Regions from separate parts of the Homo sapiens genome. Here region 2 is linked to region 1. A link is a contact called in ENCODE Hi-C or POLR2A ChIA-PET data. All regions are on one chromosome and are shown on one strand. The core of a region is the stretch at or near the end of the contact, and the rest is flanking DNA. Distances in the headings are between cores, read along the strand shown.

Region 1 (6,147 bases), core at 2,379-4,878:
CTGGGGCAACATAGTGAGACATCATCTCTACCAAAAAAAAAAAAATTAAAAAAAAATTGGCTGGGCATGGTGGTGCACACCTGTAGTCCCAGCTACTTGGGAAGCTGAGGTGGGAGGATCACTTGAGCCCAGGAAGTTGAGGCTGCAGTGAGCCATGATTATGCCACTGAACTCTAGCCTAGGCAATAGAACAAGACCCTGTCCAAAAAGAAAAGAAAAGCTCTCTTGTTTCTAGAGCTTCTCTTACGTTGGAATTGTTATTGATAATAATACAACAGCAGTAGGAGCTAACATTGGGCCCTTTGTATACATTGTGCTAAGAGCTCTACATGCATTATCTTAATTGTCTTGAAGACTCTGTGAGGTAGGTCATATATGTTATATCCCCATTTTATAGCGTAGGAAACTGAGTCTTAGAGAGTAACTGGCTTGCTAAGGGTCATATTCCTATGCAAACATTCTTCTTATTTTATCTAAGCCTTTTCTTATTTTCCGTTCAGTCAACCAAATTTCAGCAAGTGGCAGAGAGGAAAAGAATCAGGTAAAGTATTTCTGAGCTGGGCACGGTGGCTCACGCCTGTAATCCCAGCACTTTGGGAGGCTGGGTGGATCACCTGAGGTCAGGAGTTCGAGACCAGCCTGGCCTACATGGTGAAACCCCGTCTTTACTAAAAATACAAAAAATTAGCTGGGCGTGGTGGTGGGCACCTGCAATCCCAGCTACTCAGGAGGCTGAGGCAGGAGAATTGCTTGAATCTGGGAGGCGGAGGCTGCAGTGAGCTGAGATTGTGCCATTGCACTCTAGCCTGGGCAACGAGAGCAAAGCTCTGTCTCAAAAAAAAAAAAAAGAATTGCTGAATACGCGATGATTGACAATGACAACTTCCTTGAATTGTATTACCACTTCTAATATGGGGACTGGATTTTTAAAGAAACTTCTGGAGCCAGTCACGCAAAAGCATGAGGATCTAGTGCTTGAAGGATTCAGTTGGAGAATCATGGGTTGTTAATTCCTAACTAACCCTGCCTTTCCAGAGACAGCAGTAGTTCCCTGAATTAAGGCCTAGATCTGGCATCAGAAGGCTTGGGCACAGGTCTCAGATGGCTTTTTTTAGCTGTGGGGTCTTGAGCCAGTCCTATCCAGGACAAAGTTTTATGTTCTGAGTGAATCAGGCCAAGTTGGAACATTAATCAATGCTCTTATGTCTACTTTTCTAAGGTTTGCAAAACGCTGAGCATATTTTTTTGTGGTCTCAGTATTCAGAGCTCAAAGTACATCAGGTGAAGAACCTGGAATCTACAAGTTCAAGAGGCATGGGGAGCACCTTGGTGAGGTCCACAAACTCTTTGCAGAAGTTCAGCACAATTTTATGGTGCTAAAAAGAGAGTGAAAGATGTAAAAGAACAGAATTTCTTTATCCATCCAATATATTTATTTTCCTTCCTCCCTCCCTCCCTCCGTCCCTCCTTCCCTCCCTCCTTCCCTCCCTCCTTCCCTCCCTCCTTTTTCTTTCTTGGCAGGGTCTTGTTTTATCACCTAGGCTGGAATGCAGTGGAACCTGCTTAGCTCACTGTAGCCTTGAACTGCTGGGCTCAAGCAGTCCTCCTGTTTTGGCCTCTGAAGCAACTGGGACTACAGGTGTGTGCCGTCATGTCTGCCTTATCAATCCAATTTCTAAGACTGTCATTTTGTGTGGGAATTCTAGTTCCTCTTTGCAAACTGGAGGTTATATAAAAATCAAGGAGAAATTATTCTATTATATATACTACAAAGAGAATAATGACTACTAAAGCTTAAATTTATAATGCATTATGTAATACATAAATCTCAATTTATTCAGCAAATAGTGAGCACGTGGTCTGTACTAGACACTGGGAATATAATGGCCAAGGCCCCTACTTTCATGAAGCATGCTTTCTAGATGGCCATAGATAAAGGACAAGTGCAAAAACAGATTAGTAAAACAATAGCTGTGCTCAATTTTTCAAAAGAAGCCAACAGGGGGTCGAGATGGAGGTTGTTAGGAGAGGTGATGGAGCAGGCAGGCAGAGGTGACATTTAAGCTCAAAGGATATGAAGAGGCCAGCTGCTCTGAGTGTGGGAAGAGAAACATAACTGGCAAAGAGGTTCATAAATGAAAAGTCCCTGAGGTGGGAGAAAAAAGGTTGATGTAGCTGAGAAACTGGAAAAAGTCAAGTATGACTGGGTGTGGACAACATGACAAGAGGCCACAAGGCTCTTGAGAGGCCGGGTTGTATAGCCCTCATGGGCAATGGTGAAGAGTGTGAATTCTATTTGAGACCCAATAAGAAACCATTGAAGAATTTTAAGCAGAGAAACAGCATGATCTGATTCCAGTCTTCATGTAATTCTTGTGGTGTTTAGAGAAAGGACTGGAAGATACTGAAGACAATAATGACCTTTTTCTTCCCAAGCAATACTTGTTAGAAAAAGCAGAAGTTATAATCTGCTCATATTTTTAAAGCAGTCTTCTATGAACCTAATCCTTCATATTTTTGTATGGGTAAGAGTTGTTCTACATTCCCAGCTGGGACAGAGATATAGATATATAGACCATTGAGCTTTAACCTGCCCAACCATGACAGGAATGCATTTCACAAGACCTTTTTTTTTTTTTTTTTTTTCGGTCAAAATAAAAGATAACAGAGTCCTTTCAAATCACGTCATTGAAACGCATACCTTCAGGTCTCCCTTTCATCAGAGAAAGGTGTTGAAAGTTACATCCAGCCCTATGTAACCTCCTTAAGCCTCAGGTTGAGCCCTAGGGGCTCTTTGCTTGCTGGTTTTGTACAGGTAACAATAAACAAAACGACACCTAGGATAAATGATTGTCGTACAAGTGTTACTTTCATTATGATAGAGCTCTTAGCATCCCCAATATACATAAAAGTTAAGACATTCAGATTTCCTCCGGACCAGCTCAGAAATGAGTCCTCCACCCTCAGTCTTCCATTTCCACCATCCAGACAGGGGCAGGAAAACAGTAACATTCCTTCTAACACGGAGTTAGATGTGTACAGATGGTAGTGGACAACTGACACATTTTACAGCTCTAAAAGTCCAACTCTCTTTTCCCTGTGACAGTTTCTTTTCAGGTTCCAGTTCAATGCAAAGCATATTTCCATGGTTGAGTTATGAACTCCAAAAACGGGGGCTTGTAATGGAAATGCAGACAGACGCTTCGCCTTAGCTGTGCTTCTGGGCACCGCTAGAGTCATCAGTTTTAATGAGAGCTGTTAATATCACCTCCATCAGAATGGTTGCCCTGGGCTGACTTTCTGGGCTGTGCACAGGTGCTCTTGGCCAAGAATGTAATGTAGGTTATTACATTATCAATGAGGCACAGATGTGCTTTCTGACTGAACTCAAGGTGGTGTTCTGGCCAAGTGCATCACTCTTTCAGTGGGCCCAGGTCTGTTTGTATCAAAATGCTGTTCTAGCTCAGTGAACCTCAGAACTGCCTTCTGCTTCCCCAGGACACGAGTTCAGAAAACCTGCTTAAGAATGCAAGGATGGGCTCTCCACAGGCAGGCACAGGCTTTCTCAAGAACATGAAACTTGTCCTGCCACCTTCTGCTTCTTCGGGGAAGGCTTCAGTTACTGCATATTCATTCACTGACTCATCAGGTTTTTCTTGGGCACCTGTCCTGTGCCAGGTACCCTGGAGGAGTTAAGGGTGATCCTGCCAAGGAGTCTGCCTGCCGTCTCTCTGCAATGCTGTCTGCTGTTTCTGTCCTCTTCCAACTTCTTCAGAATCATCTCTCAAAACTTGCATCTCCATTGCCTCCCCCAGAGGTTCCAGTGCTAACATTATGGTGTTTTTTCTAGTGCTGAATGTTTGCCTGAATTTACAACCCCAGCAGCTCCGTTCCTCTAAGCTTGAAACCCCCATTAATTGGGCTTTTACTTTCTTTCTTTCTTTTCTTTTGAGACAGAGTCTTACTCTTGTCACCCAGGCTGGAGCGCACTTGGCTCACTGCAACCTCCCCCTCCCGGGTTCAAGCGATTCTCCTGTCTCAGCCTCTCAAGTAGTTGGGATTGCAGGTGCCTGCCACCATGCCTGGCTGATTTTTGTATTTTTACTAGAGATGGGGTTTCCCATGTTGGCCAGGCTGGTCTCAAACTCCTGACCTCAGGTGATCTGCCTGCCTCGGCCTCCCAAAGTGCTGGGATTACAGGTGTGAACCATCTTGCCCGGCCTTCATTGAACTTTTTCTTATTCAACTTGCTCCCTGGGATCTATCTGAGTCTGACTTGAAGCCAGATTTTTTGTAAAGCTAGTAGCTGCAGGTCCTGCAGTTAGCCTAGTGGCCTGGCTTGACACTGTCAAGCCAACAGGGAGCTTGGGTGCTGAGAACTGGCTTGGAAATGCCACATTGGATGCAACACCACACCTGTCTGTGTCCTCAATGAGAGGTCCCAGAAGTTTGTTAGGGAGCGCATGATGACTCAGGAGGAAAAATGGGTTCTCCTCTGCATGAGGGAGACATTTAGAATTGATCTTGACTTTGAGAGTGATATTGCCGTGCTGTTCAGGAAAACTGATATCTTATACAGGAACTAAATAGTGGGAAAGGAGACCACCGCACTCTACAGCACAGCCTCCCTACTGTCAGTTCAGTTTTAAGCACAGAGGTGAAAAGACATGAATAAGACACTGGGAAATGCGTGCAAGCCCGTGCGTGTGTGTGTGTGTGTGTATGTGTGCAGTTTGTGTGTGGGCCTGGAGAAGAGTGCAGTGTTTTCATGAGCATCTGAGTGCACGAAGCTGGGGGAAAACATGAAAAAGGCACGGTCAAGATGGAGTGTGATTCAATTCTTCCATCCTTTTGCTTGTTGCATGCCCCTCAACTGTTAACCAAAGATGACAGAAAGATCCCGAAGACAAATGGATGTCCTTTTCCATTTCCTTTCTGCCTACCCAAGCCCATCCCCCACCATGCCTAATTTCAGATCACTTCCTCCTTTCTCTTATTCCCATGCCTTTTCTACTCCTTGTTTGACTGATGGTTTGGCAGGGGCAGCATGAAGGGGCTGATGGCACTAACCCCGTTGTCTGTCCCCCATACCCTGCAGGGACGTGGCTGTTGTGGCAGAATGCAGGACTGTCATTCCTGCAGCCCACCTCAGAGCCCCAAAGATATGGGCTGGTGGCAGCAGTCCCCTGGTGGCGCTGGGACTGTTCTACATGGCTGGCCTCGTTATGAAGTGAATCTCTTGACAGGCAATTTGTGTCCGCCACCTGTATCTAGAAATCCTTTGCTAAGGCTGAGAGATGCTTCCAATCTCTCCTCCCAGGTGTAGCTTTCATGACGTGTTCCACTTCCACTTACCATATAAATTGCCCTGTTTGCATTTCCATTCAGTCCTTGAAATATTCTGATCACCTCTCCTTTCTCATAGGGAGAGAGGCACATGTTTTATAAGTAGGAGAAAGGCAAGGACATGGAGACCCAGCAGATGATAGAAAGTAAGAGTCAAAGCGACACAATTCCGACTCAGGAAGCTTGGGTGGTACAGCCACTCCCTCCAATGAGGAGAGGCTGTTTGGATACAATGCAGAGGTGTGAGGGTTGACTATTCTATCTAGGGATTTGCTATGGACTTTCTTTTGTCAAACACCAGGTGGAAATCTTCATGGTGATTAACTCAATAGTAGAAAATTTGGACAATATATTAGTATTTAAAAAGCCCTTATGCCGGGCGCAGTGGCTCACGCCTGTAATCCCAGCACTTTGGGAGGCTGAGGCTGGCAGATCACCTGAGGTCAGGAGTTCGAGACCAGCCTGGCCAACATAGTGAAACCCCGTCTCTACTAAAAATACAAAAATTAGCCGGGTGTGGTGGCACGCGCTGGTAGTCCCAGCTACTCGGGAGGCTGAGGCAGGAGAATCGCTCGAACCCAGGAGGCAGAAGAGGTTGCAGTGAGCCAAGATTGCACCACTGCACTCCAGCCTGGGCCACAGAGCAAGACCCTCTCTCAAAAAAAAAAAAAAAAAAAAAAAGCCCTTATAGGAGATTTACCAAACATTATGCAGATTCTAAACAAGACACATGAGAAACTGATTAATGTTATTATATTTATATATCACATGCATAAACTCTATCATAAGATTTTTTGGGGG
Region 2 (6,147 bases), core at 1,530-4,029, 44 kb before region 1:
CTACCAAGGATATGGGGACAATAGCCTTTCTTCTGACCTCATTCCTGCCTGTTGTACAAGCCAGGGCTGTCCTAAGGAATGATCATTTGCCAATCTGTTCTGACCAGTGGGCAGGGCCAGCTCAGAGACAATCTGGGGCCAGAACTAGTGGGTGGATATGGGTGGAGGTGGGAAATATGCCACACTAGTGTAACTGAGATTAACTGAGGTCTTGATTCTGATCCTAGAGTAAATAAGCTAGTGCAGGCAAGCCCTTCATGTGACCTTCAGCTCCATGGATTTATAAGCAAAGGCCTTTCTGTAACCCACAGAGGGCAAAGCCAGCAAACCACTGCTTAGCCTTTACCACTGAAAAGGCAGAAAGTCTTGCAAAGTCTATTTGAAAAGACGTTGTCTTTATACTCCATCACTCTTTCTGGATTATAATAACCTTCAGTTCTCACCGAATATTCTGTACTCTTTTTTCCCCCCAGGCAGCATAACTACAAGCACCAAGCCATTCCTGATGGGACCATTTAGAGAAAGAGAATCTTTTTTTTTTTTTTTTTTTGGAGACAGAGTCTTGCTCTGTCACCCAAATTGGAGTGCAATGGTGAAATCTTGGCTCACTGCAACCTCCACCTCCGGAGTTCAAGCGAGTCTCCTGCCTCAGCCTCCTGAGTAGCTGGGACTACAGGCGTGTGCCACCACCCCTGGCTAATTTTTGTATTCTTAGTAGAGATGGGGTTTTGCCACGTTGGTCAGGCTGGTCTCGAACTCCTGACCTCAGGTGATTCACCCACCTCGGCCTCCCAAAGTGCTGGGATTACAGGCATGAGCCACTGCGTCTGGCAGAGAAAGAGAATCTTATGGACTGACAAGGAACAATTCTATTTTCTAGACATGAGAAACTACATCACAAGACAGTAAAGCAGAAAATACTTTAAAAAGCTCCTAAGTTGCCAGGTGCGGTGGCTCACACCTGTAATCCCAGCACTTTGGGAGGCCGAGGTGGGTGGATCACCTGACGTCAGGAGTTCGAGACCAGCCTCACCAACGTGGTGAAACCCTATCTCTACTAAAAATACAAAAATTAGCCAGGCATGGTGGCGCATGCCTGTAATCCCAGCTACTTGGGAGGCTGAGGCAGGAGAATTGCTTGAACCTGGGAAGCGGAGGTTACAGTGAGCCAAGGCAGCGCCATTGCACTCCAGCCTGGGCAACCAGAGTGAAACTCCATCTCAAAAAAAAAAAAAAAGCTCCTAAGTTTTTGATGAACAACTGATATGATACCTGAAGAGTTCTTTGCCTGGGACCCATTACAGAGCAAGTTCTTTAAAATGCCGTATTGTTACCCATTATTATACATTTTTGGGGGGGGCGGATTTAATATCTTTTTAACTGTGGCAAAACACCATTATTAAATTTTGCCCAAGGTGCGATACATATATACACTTGGATGTGTGCATGCATACACACACGTACACAAACACATGTGAGACACCACAGAAGAAGTGAAAGAGGGACATGGAGGTTAGAAATCCAGAGAAAAAGATGGATCCAGAGATACCCAAGAAAGAGATCAAAAAGATAGTGAGGACACAGTGGCTGGTTATACTTCTTGCTTATCTCTATGGTAAACCTGTGAGTGTTCAGGCTGTCTCTCTTCCGTGTTTTCTGCCCTCATATTACCATAGATCTCCTGCTAGGATCATGGCGCCTCTTCAGTGCTTTGCACATCTTGACCATTCAGAGTCAGCTGAATTATTTCAGAAAAGAATTAAATAAAATATATTTGTCGTGCAAATATTACTGGAAAAGTCATCAAACCCTGAGCCAAGTGACCAATTAAGCAAAATTCTACTAAGTGATTTGCTTTCCACCAAAATAAAGCCAAGTTAAGTTGACTAAGAGGCTGAGCAGACATTTTAATAACCTAATTCAACAAGCAGCTGCCTAATTCAACAAGCAGCAGAAGGGAGATGACAGGTCATTCTGGTAGGGCTGGATTCTTAGGATCAGTCATACATCAACCTTTGAAGCCTGGGATCAGCAAGGGGTGGAATAACAATAAATACAATCAGATGCTTGGAGCCTTGGGGCAGCCACGGAACCTGTTTCATAAATATCTTGTTCCAGGAGGATGCTATTATTTAATGGGCTTGGCACCTCATTATACTGTAAGCTCTTTTAGGGTAGGGCTCCCAGCTTCCTCTCCAGTTGCCTATAAAGGTTGTGCTGGCCAGGTGCGGTGGCTCATGTCTGTAATTCCAGCACTTTGGGAGGCCGAGGCAGGCAGATCACGAGGTCAGGGGTTTGAGACCAGCCTGACCAACATGGCGAAACCCTGTCTCCACTAAAAATACAAAATTAGCCAGGCATGGTGGCACACACCTGTAATCCCAGCTACTCAGGAGGCTGAGGCAGGAGAATCGCTTGAACCTGGGAGGCGGAGGTTGCAGTGAGCCAAGATTGAGCCACTGCACTCCAGCCTGGATGACAGAGCGAGACTCTGTCTCAAAAAATAAGAAAGAAAAGAAAGAAAGAGACAGAGAGAGAGAAAGAAAGAAAGAAAGAAAGAAAGAAAGAAAGAAAGAAAGAAAGAAAGAAAGAAAGAAAGAAAGAAAGAAAAGAAAGAGAAAGGTAGGTTGTGCTGAGGATGTGACAAGCAGCCAGTTCTCTGGGTCACTCAAGGATGACTAAGAGGAACTGTCACCCTATATGTTTACAAATACCAAGGCCTGGTCATCTGACCCACCTCTGCTTGAGCACATTGCACAGAGTGAGTTCCTAGAGGTACATTCCCATTCCTGTGGCCAGGATGAAGCTCTCCCAATTCTTGAGTGCAGCTGGTTTCTGAGACACAGGGGTTCTGCATGGGCTGTTGGGTGATGTGTTCTACAGCCTCTTTCTCAGGGGGAAAGGAGGAATGAAGAAGAAAACCTGACCCTGTCTCAGCTCGGGAGAATCTTGTGTGTGTTTCTAGGGAGAGGAGACTGTGCGAATAGGAGGGAAAGACTGCTTCAATAAAACAAAAGAGGGGCTGTAAGTAGGAGTGTGGATGGATGCCTCCCCTACCACAGCAAGATTGAAGACTCCCTGGAGAAACTTAGTGTGGGTTGAAGTAGCAGCTGCTTTGAGAACACAAAATATTGGAAGCAGAAAGCAACCTCAGCAATAGAGGAAGTGGCAGTGGGTGAAGAGTCTTGCCAATCAACAAGAGTTTCCCTGGGACCCAGCTGAGGCCTGGAACCTTGGGGCTCAGAGGCCTGTGGCCCTGGCTGGAAGACTTGTGCTGGTTAATTTCCATCTTCCCCTCAGATCTATCTCTGCCATCTGTCCCTTTAGAGGCGGACATCTATAGATGGCATCCTGACTTCCTGGTTCTCTGGCTTCTTTTGGGTTGGGTCAATGGCAGAGAGAACAAGCGAGTGGAAAGAGAAAGAAGTAGGTAGGGTATTTATGTCTATTCTTACCTGTGCCCCCCACCTGCCAAAGTTTTAGCAGTTGCTACATCCCTCTAAGGCCAGGGATCAGTAGAGGTAACTCCTTCTTCCAGGGTTCTGTTTTCTTTTTTTAAAATTGTTTTAATTTTGAATTTTTATGGATACATAGTAGGTGTATATATTTATGGGGCACATGAGATATTTTGATACAAGCATATAATAATCACACCAGGATAAATGGGGCTCATCACCTCAAGCACTCATCATTTCTTTGTGCCATGGACATTCCCATTGTACTCCCTGAGTTATTCTAAAACATAAACGTTCTGGTACCTGATTTAACAACCGTTTCCTCGAATTTCTCCTTCAGACTTAAGCATAGGAAAGGCTTTCTGATGTTGCTAGTTTCTGGTGCGTCACTATCTTTGGTTGTTCTTTAATCCTGCCCACAGCTCTGTTAAATAGTCCCCTTATTTGACTCTTGTCAAACTCACTGGGTCTGCCAGTTGTTTAAATGCTGAATCCTGACTGAAAGAGAGATCATTTTCTTTTCTTTCTTTCTTTCTTTTTTTTTTTTTTTTTTTTTGAGTCAGAGTCTCGCTCTGTCGCCCAGGCTGGAGTGCAATGGCACGATCTTTGGCTCACTGTAATCTCTGTTTCCTGGGTTCAAGCAATTCTCCTGCCTCAGCCTCTCGAGTAGCTGGGATTATAGGTGCCCGCCACCACATCCAGCTAATTTTTGTATTTTTAGTAGAGATGGGGTTTCACCGTATTGACCAGGCTGGTCTCTTGGCCAGGGTGATCTCGAACTCCTGACCTCATGATCCCCCCGCCTCGGTTTCCCGAAGTGCTGGGATTACAGGCGTGAGCCACTGCGCCTTGTCAAGAGATCAGTTTCAAGGTTTCCACAGAGCAAGAGCTTTGGTGAGCTTCTGATTGTAAACTCAGGAACAAATAGAACCTTTAACTCTCCTCAGGAACCCATGCAGCAGTAGACAAAAGACGCAAAGAACTTGAGGAAATGAGCCTCAGCCCAGGAATGTTAATGAGAAAGAAACTCTGGAACAATGACCAAAAGTGTATAAATAGGGGATAAACTGCTGAATACATTCTAAAGAAATGTGTATTCAGGAACTGAGTAGTATAGACTGTAGAAGTTATTTATTTATTGATTTATTTGAGACTGAGTCTCGCTCTATCGCCCAGGCTAGAGTGCAGTGGCACAATCTTGGCTCACTGCAACCTCCACCTCCTGGGTTCACGCGATTCTGGTGCCTCAGTCTCCCAAGTGGCTGGGATTACAGGCACCCGCCATCACCACGTCCAGCTAATTTTTGTATTTTTAATAGAGACGGGATTTTACCATGTCGGCCAGGCTGATCTCGAACTCCTGACCTCAAGTGATCCGCCTGCCTCGGCCTCCCAAAGTGTTGGGATTACAGGCGTGAGCCATGGCACCTGGCCAGAATGTAGAAGTTATTTTAATAAGCTTTTCTAGAAGTTGTAAAATTTTAATGCTAGGTCTTTAAAAAGTTCTTTTTCTTCTCTTTTTTTAAGGTGGAAGATTTGGTTATTTTTAATTTTAATTTTTATTTTATTTGAGATGGAGTCTCACTCTGTCGCCCATGCTGGAGTGCAGTGGCGTGGTCTCGGCTCACTGCAACCTCTGCCTCCCCGGTTCGAGCAAGTCTCTACCTCACCCTCCCTAGTAGCTAGGATTATAGGCGCCCACCACCATGCCCGGCTAATTTTTTTTTTCTTTTCTTTTTTTTTTTTTGAGACGGAGTCACTCTGTCGCCCAGGCTGGAGTGCAGTGGCGCGATCTTGGCTCACTGCAAGCTCTGCCTCCCGGGTTCACACCATTCTCCTGCCTCAGCCTCCTGAGTAGCTGGGACTACAGGTGCCCACCACCACGCTAATTTTTTGTATTTTTTTAGTAGAGACAGGGTTTCACCATGTCACTCAGGATGGTCTTGATCTTCTGACCTCGTGATCCGCCCGCCTCGGCCTCCCAAAGTGCTGGGATTACAGGCGTGAGCCACTGCGCCCAGCCATTTTTTTGTATTTTTAGCAGAGACAGGGTTTCACCATCTTGGCCAGGCTGGTCTTGAACTCCTGACCTCGTGATCCACCCACCTCGGCCTCTCAAAGTGTTGGGATTACAGGCGTGAGCCATCGCACCCGGCCCCCGATTTGGTTATTAATTTGAGATCTTTCTTCCTTTTAAATATAGGCATTTAGAGCCATACATTGCCTTCTGAGCATTGTTTTAGCTGCATCTTATAAGTTTTGGTATATTGCATTTTTCCATCTTAAAGCATTTTCTAATATTCCTTGTTATTTCTTCTCTGATCCACTGACTATTTAGGAGTATTTTTATTTTATTTATTTATTTATTTATTTATTTATTTATTTATTTATTTATTTTGTTGAGACAGAGTCGCTGGAGTGCTGTGGCACAATCTTGGCTCACTGGAACCTCCACCTCCCGAGTTCTAGCGATTCTCCTGCCTCAGCCTCCTGAGTAGTTGGGATTATGGGTGCCCGCCACCACCCAGCTAAGTTCTGTATTTTTAGTAGAGACGGGGTTTCACCATGTTAGCCAGGCTGGTCTCGAACTCCTGACCTCAAGTGATCTGCCTGCCTCAGCCTCCAAAAGTGCTGGGATTACAGGCGTGAGCCACTGCGCCCAGCCTAGGAGTAATTTTTACATATTTGTGAA

What was found. A loop is a pair of places that touch in the nucleus more often than their neighbours do. ChIA-PET counts read pairs that join two places held with the same protein, here RNA polymerase II (POLR2A). Pooled maps may share reads with other maps.
Region 2: a map of PC-9 shows a loop between it and region 1 (8-fold over the local background). The contact joins two enhancer-like sites. A Hi-C loop is called at or near these places in 7 of 168 maps with a recorded cell type or tissue (Caco-2, PC-3, PC-9 and 4 more) and 2 of 50 pooled maps. POLR2A ChIA-PET finds 5 or more read pairs at or near these places in 5 of 52 experiments (AG04450, Caco-2, OCI-LY7 and 2 more).

What each region holds. Positions count from the first base shown.
Region 1 is chr6:148,260,677-148,266,823 of GRCh38, reverse strand. It overlaps a transcript of SASH1 not described here. Among named protein-coding and RNA genes, the nearest start is that of SASH1, 79 kb to the left of the region's middle. RefSeq lists an enhancer at 1,724-2,277. Within about 2 kb of position 3,628, at least 2 of the 41 ENCODE cell types and tissues checked have a DNase peak (open chromatin) inside an H3K27ac peak, as active enhancers do; they include PC-9, where a contact is called at or near this core.
Region 2 is chr6:148,303,488-148,309,634 of GRCh38, reverse strand. It overlaps a transcript of SASH1 not described here. Among named protein-coding and RNA genes, the nearest start is that of SASH1, 36 kb to the left of the region's middle. RefSeq lists a silencer at 1,888-2,182 and an enhancer at 1,732-2,418. Within about 2 kb of position 2,779, at least 5 of the 41 ENCODE cell types and tissues checked have a DNase peak (open chromatin) inside an H3K27ac peak, as active enhancers do; they include PC-9, where a contact is called at or near this core.